Linked DNA regions of Homo sapiens: region 1 is linked to region 2. The links are chromatin contacts, found by Hi-C or POLR2A ChIA-PET in ENCODE. All regions are on one chromosome and are shown on one strand. Each heading gives the region's core, a stretch centred on a gene start or an enhancer-like site at or near the end of the contact. The rest is flanking DNA. Distances are from core to core; before and after follow the strand shown.

What was found. Hi-C counts contacts between places; a loop is a spot of excess contacts on that map. ChIA-PET counts read pairs that join two places held with the same protein, here RNA polymerase II (POLR2A). Pooled maps may share reads with other maps.
Region 1: a pooled map shows a loop between it and region 2 (1.9-fold over the local background). The contact joins two enhancer-like sites. A Hi-C loop is called at or near these places in 1 of 50 pooled maps. POLR2A ChIA-PET finds 5 or more read pairs at or near these places in 2 of 52 experiments (GM12878 and Panc1).

Annotation. Positions count from the first base shown.
Region 1 is chr17:64,453,912-64,460,003 of GRCh38, reverse strand. MILR1 (mast cell immunoglobulin like receptor 1) reads right to left here. Exons shown (of 10, transcript NM_001085423.2): 4 at 2,320-2,604. Among named protein-coding and RNA genes, the nearest start is that of MILR1, 7.8 kb to the right of the region's middle. RefSeq lists an enhancer at 2,599-2,658. Within about 2 kb of position 3,588, at least 5 of the 41 ENCODE cell types and tissues checked have a DNase peak (open chromatin) inside an H3K27ac peak, as active enhancers do.
Region 2 is chr17:64,597,894-64,603,943 of GRCh38, reverse strand. SMURF2 (SMAD specific E3 ubiquitin protein ligase 2) reads left to right here. Exons shown (of 19, transcript NM_022739.4): 3 at 5,454-5,562. Among named protein-coding and RNA genes, the nearest start is that of SMURF2, 61 kb to the left of the region's middle. RefSeq lists a silencer at 1,335-1,384. Within about 2 kb of position 4,428, at least 4 of the 41 ENCODE cell types and tissues checked have a DNase peak (open chromatin) inside an H3K27ac peak, as active enhancers do.

The DNA of each region.
Region 1 (6,092 bases), core at 2,339-4,838, 140 kb after region 2:
AAATAAATAAAATAAAATAAAATAAAAATAATAAAGTTTAAAAAGTCATGACCAAGCACATCTTCCACAGGGGCCACCCAAAGAAGAGAAAAGCAGCACAGAATTTAACAGGACGAATACCAGCAACATTTCTGGGGTCATGAGCACCAGAAAAGCCTGGGTGTTTACTGGGCAAGGCCCTGAGCCCTGGCAGCATGTTTCGTGTCATCCAAACAACTGCCAGTTGTTGAGTTTTAGCTGCAGGCCAGACACTGTGTTAGGCACTTCACCTGTGTTGCCTTATTTATCCCATTGGCATCACTCCCATTTTATAGATGAGGTGAGTAAGGCTCAGGGAGGTGAAATGACTTTCCTAAGGTCACACAGCCAGTGAATGGAAGGGCTGTGACTCATAGCCAAGTGCCTGACTCCAGCAGGCTGCCTCACTTGTTAGACCACACTCACTGAATACCAGGGCGTGGGCTCTGTTCTGAGGACCTGGCTGGGTGAAGTGGTCAATGTCCAAGTGTGCCTTGTGCCTTTGCTAACCTAGTTTTTCTTTTCTTTCTTTTTCTTTTTCTTTTTTCTTTGAGACAGGGTCTCGCTCTGTTACGCAGGCTGGAATGCAGGGCACGATGATCACAGCTCACTGCAGCCTCGACCTCTCAGGCTCAAGCAATCCTCCTACCTCATCCTCTGAGTAGCTGAGACCACAGGCATGCACCACCACACCCGGCTAATTTTTTTATTTTCTGTAGAGACAGGGGTTTTGCCATGTTACCCAGGCTGGTCTCAAACTCCTGGGCTCAAGTGATCTGCCAGCCACAACCTTCCAAAATGCTGGAATTACAGGTGTGAGCCACTGCACACGACCTAGTTTTCCTTCTATCCTCCTACCTTGACAAATGCACCTTCAGAAGGACCTGGAAGGTCAGGTTTGAATCTGGAATTCTCAGACTTTCCAGAGTTTGGCATCAGGACGTGGCAGCATGGACAGAACCCACTGAAGTCCCGGGCTGCCCCGCTCCCGACCTGGGCTCTGACCTGCACCCTAAGGGGCCTTGCATGCACGTGGACGCCCCAGCCCACATGTGCAAACACCATCCACACCCCCCATAAACAGCTCCCTTGGCTCAGGTTCAGGGATGCTCATACCCTTACTGTGGGCCACCCTCGGGAGGATGAGCTGGGGGAGAGACTGGTACAGGCCCTGGAAATGGCTTCTGATCTGATTGGGCAGGGGATTTTGGTCCAGGTACCTAGAGTGTGGAGCAGAAAAGTGGGAGTATAGGGTTCAGGTGGCTGCATCCCCACGGCTCCCTGAACCCCTCAGCCTAGGGGAAGGTGCATAGCCTGGAGGTACCAGACCAGAGCCCACTAAACACAGGGCTTGGCCAGAGGCCTCTCTTGCCCTGAGCCAAGGGTGGTGCAGGAGTCTGGACCCATCATCATTAGCAGTGGAGCAATAAACAGCCAAGCAGGAGGGCATGGTATTAGAAATCAGTACAAGATGGCCAGGCACAGTGGCTCACAGCTGTTATCCCAGCATTTTGGGAGGCCGAGGTGGGCAGATCGCTTGGGGCCAGGAGTTCGAGACCAGTCTGGCCAACATGGTGAAAACCCGTCTCTACTGAAAATACAAAAATTAGCCAAGCGTGGTGGCGGGTGCCTGTAGTCCCAGCTACTCAGGAGGCTGAGGCACAAGAATCTCTAGAACCTGGGAGGCAAAGGTTGCAATGAGCTGAGATCACACCACTGCACTCCAGCCTGGGCAACAGAGTGACACTCTGAAAAAAAGAAAAGAAAAGAAAGAAGGAAGGAAGGAAGGAAAGAAGGAAGGAAGGAAGGAGGGAAGGAAGGAAGGAAGGGAAAGAAAGGCAGGCATACAAGAAGGAAGGAAGGAAGGAAGGAAAAGAAAGAAAGGCAGACATACAAATGATGAAAAAACAAAGAAAACTAAAAGACCTGGCAGTTCTAAGACAGATGCAAATTGGAAAGGCAGGGCAGAAAGTTTTGCCACAAGTCCCCCTCCTGCTCCAGTTTCTAGGCCTTTCTGTGGTTCCTTTATGGCAGAAAGCAACCCCATGAGAGTTTGCATGGACTCTACCAAAGAGACCCTTCAAGTGATCTGCCAGCCACAACCTTCCAAAGTGCTGGGATTACAGGTGTGAGCCACTGCACACGACCTAGTTTTCCTTCTATCCTTCTACCTTGACAAATGCACCTTCAGAAGGACCTGGAAGGTCAGGTGGCCATGGTGGGAAATGGGTGGGCAGAGGAGCAGCTGCAGTTTCTGGAAGTGAGTTCAGACCTGGCTGAAAGAACTCAGGTTGCTCTTACCTGTTGAGGGCATGGTGACAGGGTGACTGTATGTTGCATAGTTAGGCAATCTGTTTTTAGCTTCACACCTATACTCTTCCTCTTCTCCAGGATTCTTCTTGGTTAAGTTAAATTCAGCAGGCTCCCTGTCATACTTGGAAATAGCTGGTGATATGGCAACATGGTTTTCAAAGAAAGTGTAATTGATGGGCAGCGAGCCATTGACTGAGAGGCAATGTAATGTTATATGTCGGTCTGTTTCTGTTTGAATGACCATAATGTTCAGCACTGGGGAAGTCACCGGGTCTGGAAGAATGAAAGTGAACATGAAAAGGATAAACAGACTGGGTGTGCTCACTCAGACCACAAATATGAGTGGAACCCTTACTCCACTCCAGGCTGTGGAACCAAGATGAACGACCCCCTTCCTGAGAAGTCAAGAAGCTCACGGCCCACTGGGAAAGGCCAATGGGCATGTGGCCAACCCCGTGCAGTGTGTTGTTAGCCGAGGTTCTCAGCTGAGTGCTGAGAAAGCCAGAGAGTGGAGGGCATCTCTCTGCTTTGAGGAATTGGGGTGCAAGCTTGCCCTTCCTAGAATTCACAATCTATTTATTGTTAATAATGAATATAATTTTGTCAATGATCCAGTTCTAAGTATGAAGCTGAGAAGTGCTTTTTTATGTTTATTTTTTATAGACATAGGGCCTTACCATGTTGGCCAGGTTGGTCTTGAACTCCTGGCCTCAAGTGATCCTCCCACCTTGAATTCCCAAAGTGCTGTGGTTACAGGCAGGAGCCACCACACCCGGCCCAAGAAGTGCTTTTATTCTCAATCCTTGTAAATTTACAGTGGGTTTTTTTAATCCAAAAATATCATTTTCTTTTCAATGTATTTATTTATTCAGAGACAGGGTTTTGCTCTTTCAACCATGCTGGAGTGAAGTGGCACAATTATAGCTCACTGTAACCTCAAACTCCCAGGCTCAAGTGATCCTCCTGCCTCAGCCTCTGTAGCTGGGACTACAGGTGCACACTGCTGGCTAATTTTTAAATGTTTTGTAGAGACAGAGTCTCACTATGTTGCCCGGGCTGGTCTCAAACTCTTGGCTTCAAGTGATTTTCCCACCTCAGCCTCCCAAAGTGCCGGGATTTCAGGTGTGAGCCACCATGCCCAGCCCCAAAAATATCGTTTTCTCCAACTGTACTTTTATTTATAGAACTCAGCTGCACAATTATCTTTCACTTCCTCCAAAGAGCAGGAAGTAACCCTGCTAACTAGATTCAAGAGAAATTCTCAACAGGAAATGGGTCTGCTACACTCTGTTAGATCATAGCCTATTCTATGACCTAACAGAAAAACCCAGCTATACATTTTATTATATATATATATAATGCATTAATAAGACAGTATTATAGGAAAGGAAGAAAAGCTGTTAAGTATCTATCATGTGCCAGGCGTGCCAGTCACATGATCTCATTTGACCTTCACGACAGTCTTGTAGTGTGGATAGTATCATGCCCATTCCACAGATGAACCAACTGTGCTTCAGAGAGATTGAGAAATTTGCCCAAGGTCACACAGCTAGTAAATGGCCGAGTTGGGACTGACTTCAAGAGTCCACACTTAAAAACAATTTTTTTTTTATTTACTTTCTTTTCTGTTTTGAGACGGAGTCTCACTCTGTCACCCAACCTGGAGTGCAGTGCCACGATCTCAGCTCATTGCAACCTCTACCTCCCAGGTTCAAGCAATTCTCCTGCCTCAGCCTCCCAAGTAGCTGGGGATTACAGGTGCCCACCACCATGCCTAGCTAATTTTTGTATTTTTAGTACAGACAGGGTTTCACCATGTTGGCCAGACTGGTCTTGAACTACTGACCTCAAGTGATCTGCCCCCACTCAACCTCCCAAAGTGCTGGGATTACAGGCGTGAGCCACTGCAGCCGGCCCTGTGTTCTCTTTAAACATTTGATGAGTGAGCACTTTGGGAGGCCGAGGTGGGCAGATCACGAGGTCAGGAGATTGAGACCATCCTGGCTAACATGGTGAAACCCCGTCTCTACTAAAAATACAAAAAAAAAAAAATTAGCCAGGCGTGGTGGCAGGCGCCTGTAGTCCCACCTACTCGGGAGGCTGAGGCAGGAGAATTGTGTGAACCCGGGAGGCAGAGCTTGCAGTGAGCCGAGATGGTGCCACTGCACTCCAGCCTGAGTGACAGAGCAAGATCCATCTCAAAAAAAAAATTTTTTTTTGATGAGTGAATCAGTGATTAATGAATTTGTGTTTATGGCTCATAGTTTCAACCCTTACTGGGTTGGAGACAACACTATGTTTTAGGCCTCATTAAAAACCCAGTAGTACAATTGCTTGCATGGAGTAGGTACTCCGTAGTGCCTATTGATCTGGCCTAACTGAAGATGATACAGTTTTATAATCTACCAAGATAGTTTTATTACCAGACTGTGTAATTACCCTAACAAATTGCAGGAAGGTCGTGCACAAAAAACATATGAACTGATGGGCTTATTGCTGAGTGCAGCAGGAGTCTGACCACTAGAGAATACCATCAGCTGTGTTCCTGCCCTCACATATCCATCGTATTCCAGTACCATGTTTGCAGGGATTTTCCCCCTCCTTCTTCCTTTTCCTTTCACAAGGAATATACTCAGTTTATGTCCAAAGATCATTGGGATTTTTTTTTTCTTGAGACAGGGTCTCTCTCTGTCACCCAGGCTGCAGTGCAGTGGTGCAATCACAGCTCACTGCAGCCTTGAACTCCTGGGCTGAGGCAATCCTCCCAACTCAGCCTCCTGAGTAGTTGGCACTATAGGCACGCCACCACGCTCAGCTACATATATATATTTTTTAACTTTTTGTAGACACACAGTCTCCACATAGTTCCCAGGCTGGTCTCAAACTCCTGGGCTCAGGTGATCCTCCCGCCTCAGCCTCACAAAGTGCTGGGATTACACCTGTGAGACAGCGCACCTGGCCAAGATAATTGGTTCTAACCTGGAGTCCGTAGCATTCTCTAAAACCTTATGCAGAAATTTGTATACGTAGTTTTATGAGCATTTCTCTGGAGAAGATATTCATTGCTATCATTGGATTATTAAGACAGTTATAACCTAAAAAGCTAAGAATCACTGAGCTACAGCAATGTCACCCAGTAGAACTTTCTGTGATGATGGGAATGGTCTACATCTGTGTTGTCCAATGTGGCAGCCACCAGCTACAGGTGTGGCTATCAAAGCCTTGAAATGTAACTGAGACTGTGGAGGGAAATTTTTTATTTCATCTAATTTTAATTGACTTGATTTTAATTATGGCACGTGCTTGTAATCCAAGCTATTCAGGATGCTGAGGTGGGAGGATCTCTTAAGAACAGGAGTTTGAGGCTGCAATGGGCTTTGATTGCCTGTGAGTAGCCTCTGCACTCCAGCCTGGGTGACATAGGCTATTAAATAAATAAACGTTGGCCAGGAGCAGTGGCACACGCCTGTAATCCCAGCACTTTGGGAGGCTGAGGTGGGTGGATCACCTGAGGTCAGGAGTTAAGACCAGCCTGGTCAACATGGTGAAACCCCATCTCTATTAAAAATACAAAAATTAGCTGGGCATGGTGGTGCATGCCTGTAATCCTAGCTACTCGGGAGGCTGAGGTGGGAGAATTGCTTGAACTCGAAAGGCGGAGGTTGAAGTGAGCTGAGATCGCACCACTGCACTCCAGCCTGGGTGACAGGGCGAGACTCCATCTCAAAAAAAGAAAAAAAGAAATAAAATAAAACAAAATA
Region 2 (6,050 bases), core at 3,179-5,678:
AATTTTAATACAAAGTACGACTATAGGGTGATGAAATAGATATATATTTTTCATCGCAGGAAAAAATACACTGCCATGTGTTGTCTTTTGAAGAGTAATTTGTATGTGAGGTAATACTGTTTATTGGGCGCTATCCTTGTTGAGAAAAGTTTTTTTAACTCATGTTTTTGAACTGTTTTCAAGCTTATTGGCTTTTAAAAATAAGTCACTTCCCCTTTCCCCCAGAATTTTAGCAGGAAAAATTTCAAACATAAAGCAACAGATAAAATAATTTTATAGTAAAGACCCACCATCTAGATTCTACCATTAACTTTATCACATATTTACCCATTTATTCATTATGTTTTTTTTTTTTTTTTTCCCCCGACGGAGTCTTGCTCTGTCCCCCGGCTAGAGTGCAGTGGCGTGATCTCGGCTCACTGCAACCTCTGCCTCCCGTGTTCAAGCAATTCTCCTGCCTCAGCCTCCCGAGTAGCTGGGATTACAGGCATGTGCCACCACACCCAGCTAATTTTTGTATTTTTAGTAGAGACGGGGTTTCACCATGTTGGCCAGGCTGGTCTCGAACTCCTGACCTCATGTGATCCGCCTGCCTCGGCCTCTCAAAGTGCTAGGATTACAGGCATGAGCCACTGTGCCCTGCCTTCATTATCTGTTTTATGTGTATTTTTTATATGAAAAGGAATGTTTTCATTTAGATTTGTTCTTCTGCAACATTTTAAAAAAGATTTCTGTGTAAGGTAATAAGGTGTTTTATAGGGGGCCAAATTGAAGTCATTTAAAACCAAGATGGGTTGGCTAAATGTTGTGTATGTTTTTTTTTTTTCTTGGCCCAATTGAAAATGAAGCTGTTTTCTTTGGAAGGTAGCACACTTTTGAGTTGAAAATGTTATTTTATTATTATTTGCAGCTTTTCAAGTGCATTTGTGTAGTAAGGAGGTTTTTGAGCTTTAGCTATTTTACATGTCTCAGAAATGATGGGGGAGAATTGAGACAAAAAAAAATTTTTTTTTTCCCTTGAGACAAAGTCTGTCTCTGACACCCGGGCTGGAGTGCAGTGGCGCGATCTCGACTCACTGCAACCTCCGCCTCCCAGGTTCAAGCAATTCTGCTTCTGCCTCCTGAGTAGCTGGGACTACAGGCATGTGCCACCACACCCGGCTAATTTTTTGTATTTTTAGTAGAGATGTGGTTGCACCGTGTTAGCCAGGATGGTCTTGAACTCGTGACCTCGTGATCCACCCACTTCGGCCTCCCAAAGTGCTGGGATTACAGGCGTGAGCCACTGTGCCTGGCTGAGAAATTTTTTAAAATGCAGAAAGTTCTCTAGCCACTTTGTGTTTACCACTAGATGTCTCACTAACTTCAGAAAACCTGATAGTTTTTGACCACATGGGAGTAACTTGGCTCTCAAGTTAAATTTTTGGAGAATAATATAATCAGGTTAAGTTGAAACCTATGTATTTTTTTATTAAGGTATTGAACTGGTGTTTTTGTTTACTGTGTTATTTAACAGAAAGGGAACATAAAAGGCTGTGACTTTCCTACTTAATTAAGGATCTGGAAGCCACATTTTGTATGGAAAAAATTGTTTTTCTTTTATTATTTTATTTTTTTATTTCAATAAGTTTTGGGGGAACAGATGGTGTTTGATTACATGAATAAGTACTTTAGTGGTGATTTCTGAGATTCTGGTGGACCCATCACCCAAGCAGTGTACACTGTACCCAGTGTATAGTCTTTTATCCCCTGTTACCCCCACCCTTTCCCCCAGTCCCCATAGTCCAGTATATCATTCTTACGCCTTTGCATCCTCATAGCTTAGCTCCCACATGTGACTGAGAACATACGATGTTAGGTTTTCCATTCTTGAGTTACTTCACTTAGAATAATAGTCTCCAATTTTATCCAGGTTGCTGTGATTATTTCTTTTTAATGGCTGAGTAGTATTCCATGGTGTATGTATGTATATGTGGTGTGTGTGTGTGTATATGTAGGTGTGTATATATATATATACACACACATATAATTATATATAAATATATACATATATAATTATATAATATAAACATATATATACACACACACATATACACACACACACACACCACATTTCTTTACCCACTCGTTGATTGATAGGTGTTTGGGCTGCTTCAGTATTTTTGCAATTGTGAGTTGTGCTGCTACAAACCTGCGTGTGCAAGTATCTTTTTCGTATAATGACTTCTTTCCCTCTGGGTTAATACCTAGTAGTGGGATTGCTAGATCAAACAGTAGATCTACTTTTAGTTCTTTAAGGAATCTCCACACTGTTTTCCGTAGTGGTTGTACTAGTTTACATTACTACCAGCCGTGTAAAAGTGTTCCCTTTTCACTGCATCCATGCCAACATCTGTTATTTTTAAATTTTTTGATTATGGCCATTCTTGCAGGAGTGAGGTGGCATCGCATTATAGTTCTGATTTGCATTTCCCTGATACTTAGTGATGCTGAGCATTTTTCATTATGCTTATTGGCCTATCTTGTTGATATATCTTTTTTTGAGAATTGTCTATTGATGTCCTTAACCCACTTTTTGATGGGATTGTTTGATTTTTTCTTGCTGATTTGTTTGAGTACTTTATAGATTCTGGATATTAGTCCTTTGTCAGCTGTTGTTTTTCTTAATCCTTAATCTTTTTTTCCACTGAGATAGGGTCTTGCTCTGTCAACCAGGTTGGAGTGCAGTGGCATGATCATGGCTCACTGCAGCCTCGGCCTCCCAGGCTCAAGCAATCCTCCCATTTTAGCCTCCTGAGTAGCTGAGACTACAGACGTATGCCACCATGCTTGGCTAACTTTTAAATTATTTTGTGGGGGATGGGGGGTGGTCTTACTATGTTGCCCAGGCTGGTTTCAAACTCCTGGGCTCAAGTGATCCTTTCGCCTCAGCCTCCCAAAGTGCTGAAATTACAGGTGTGAGCTACTGTGTCTGGCCAGTCCTTAATTCTTTTTCATTTTATTTTTTTAAAAAAGCAAGAAACCAGAGAGACTTAATTCTTCAACTAGTTTAATAACACCCAAAGGGAAAGTTTAGAAATGTGATTTTTTTGTTTTTGCTCATAAATACACATTTATATGTTTATTTATTTAAATAGTAGAGTGAAAATAACAAGATAGAGTGAATTCTTCCCAGGAGGAAATCTTCATTTATTGAGGGTGGAGGTAAAAACATTCTTCCATTGAACACATTTATAAATGGTTAGGTGTTACTGAAATACTATGCATAGCACTCAGCTTCAAGAACAATATAGTCAAATAGATTTAATACCCTAACTTACCAAGTTTCTTTGAAACTTAACGCCTAAATTTTGGTCCTCCTTTATTATTTGGAAGCGATAGATCACAGAATCATAGAATTGGGGAACTGATAGGTGATTTGTCTGTCCTTGAAACTTGGCAAATTAGTATCTTAAAAAAATTAGCATTGATACCAACATGCAAAATTTCTCCAGTCACCAACACTTAACGCTGTTTTGTTCTAGTATTTTCAGCTGTCCACAGGAAATCTACTCTATCCCAATGTCTAACACATGAAGTGACATTTTTGTCTCTCTAACATTTTTAGTTCCACCTTTTAAATTTTTGTCAAAAGAATCATTTTCATTATTGCTTTGGGCTGAAAACTGTATTGTCATCTTTGATACAAGTTTCTTATTAATTTGTATTAGATCTTTCAGAATAGCTCTCTTGTCATTTCCTTTCCCTTTCCACATGACTTCCCTCATTCAGGGTCTTTTCATCCTACTGTTGGATAATTACAACAGCTTCATATATGGTCTGCCTCTAGTCTTTCTTTCTCCTAGTGGGCCCTGAATACCACTGATAGAAAAATATGACTGTAGTTACAGCCATGCTCAAGAACCTGAAATGGCTCCCTGTTATCTACCTCAATCAGTCCAAGCCCTGTTGCCCGACTTTTAAGCCTCTCTTACTGGGTCAGTCATATTTCCAATAGTATTTACTTTTACACCTTAGCACAAGCTCTTTGGTTAGACTCTTCAAAGTCTTTTAAATATTGTATTGTCATACCCTCCTTGGTGCTCTTCCTTTTGCTAGGAAAGTCCTCCTTCTCCTGTATGCCCTTTAAAGCAGCAGCCCCCAACCTTCGGCACAGGGACCGGTTTCATGCAAGACAGTTTTTCCAAGGACATGGGGAGCAGGGGATGTGTTGGGATGAAACTGTTCCATCTCAGATCATCAGACTTTAGATTCTCATAAGGAGCGCACAACCTAGATCCCTTGCAAGCGCAGTTCACCATAGGGTTCCAGCTCCTATGAGCATCTAATGCTGCCGCTGATCTGACAGAAGGCGGAGCTCAGGCTGTAATGCTTACTCTCCCACCGCTCACTTCCTGCTTTGTGGTCCGGTTGTAACAGGCCACGAACCTGTACCGGCCCATGGTGCAGAGGTTGGAGACGCCTGCCTTAAAGCCCAGATGAGTTCCCTCCTCCCTCAAAGCCCTTTCTTTACTGTTCAGATTCAAACCTTTTCTCCTGTTTTTCTGAGCTCTTACTTGTACTCACTGTTGGACCACGTAGTAAATAAGAGGTAAAATACAGCATAGTGGTTAAGAGCATGAAGTCGAGAGCCAGACATGGGTTTAGAATCTACACTTTAGATTCTGGCCCTGCCATTTACTACTCTGTGACCTTGGGCTAGTTAATTGACCCCCTTGTGCCTTGGTTTCCTCATCAGTAAAATAGGGATAATAACAGTGTTTACCTCGTAGGGTTATTGTAAGGATTAAGGATAAATGTATTTAGAATAGTACCTAACATAGTGATATAAGTGTTTGCGTTACAATCAGTATCACTAAGCACTTGTTTATTCTCAGGTATTTTTGGTTTTGTTTTTCATGTATAGTATTTTTATTTTTCCAATTAGATAGTAAGCTCTTTTAAGGCAGAGTGTTACATCTTTTGTTTCAGTCTGATTTTTCCTGGTAGTTATTCAGCAAAACTCATTTGCTAATTTGATTTCTCTGTAGCCTGTGTTCCTGTATAAAAACCTTTAATAAGCTTTTTCTTTAAATGAGCTACTGAGGGAGACATTTGGAAAGAAAAAGCCATGAATGGTTACAAGAATTCATGTAACCATTCATGACCCCATTCCTCGGGTCAGAGGGCTGGTAACAACCTATTAAAAACTTCCACATTATGAGGTAACCTCTAGATTTTGGTAGTTTAAACTGGGACTATTTTGAGACAGAAACGAGAAAAAATATAGTTTTGGTATTTAATGTAGAAGTAACTTTAGTCTTTTTTTTTAAAAAATGGACTATTCATTTATAGCTAAATGTTAAACTTTTTTAAAAGAATGGAATAATCTTTTGTAGCAAATGGAATGCTTGTATAATTAATCTTCTATCTTAAATGTCAAATTATTAATTTTAGAAAATCTTTTTTCACAGGACTTCCTGATCCATTTGCTAAGGTGGTGGTTGATGGATCTGGGCAATGCCATTCTACAGATACTGTGAAGAATACGCTTGATCCAAAGTGGAATCAGCATTATGACCTGTAGGTTTCAACAATTAGTTTGAAATGGAACATATCATTAAATTATTTGATATAGTCTTTGAAAATAATCATGGGAAATGATCTGGGTTTCATCTGTGGTATAATTTGGTCATCACAAAAGGGGTAAAGAAAAGCCCAGTGGGAATGTGCTTTGGCTTATAGACAGGTTTTGAAAGATGAGGTATCTCTAAAATTCTATGAAGAAGAAAATGAAACTGGCTCACAGTAGAGCAATCCCCCACCTCTTTTTTCAATTAAATAAAGGTATTAATTCACCACTTTAGACCAATTATAAAACCAGAAATAAGGATTTGGGTTGCACTGAATAGGCTTCTTTTTGCCTTTATATGGATGGTTTCTTTCTTTTAAATTTTATTTTAAACCATTGGAGTATATGCACCTTTTTAAAAAGGCAAATGATACAATAAAGCTTTTACTGGAAAACAGCAAGTTCCCTGCTCCATTCTCATTCCTGATTCCCATCCTCA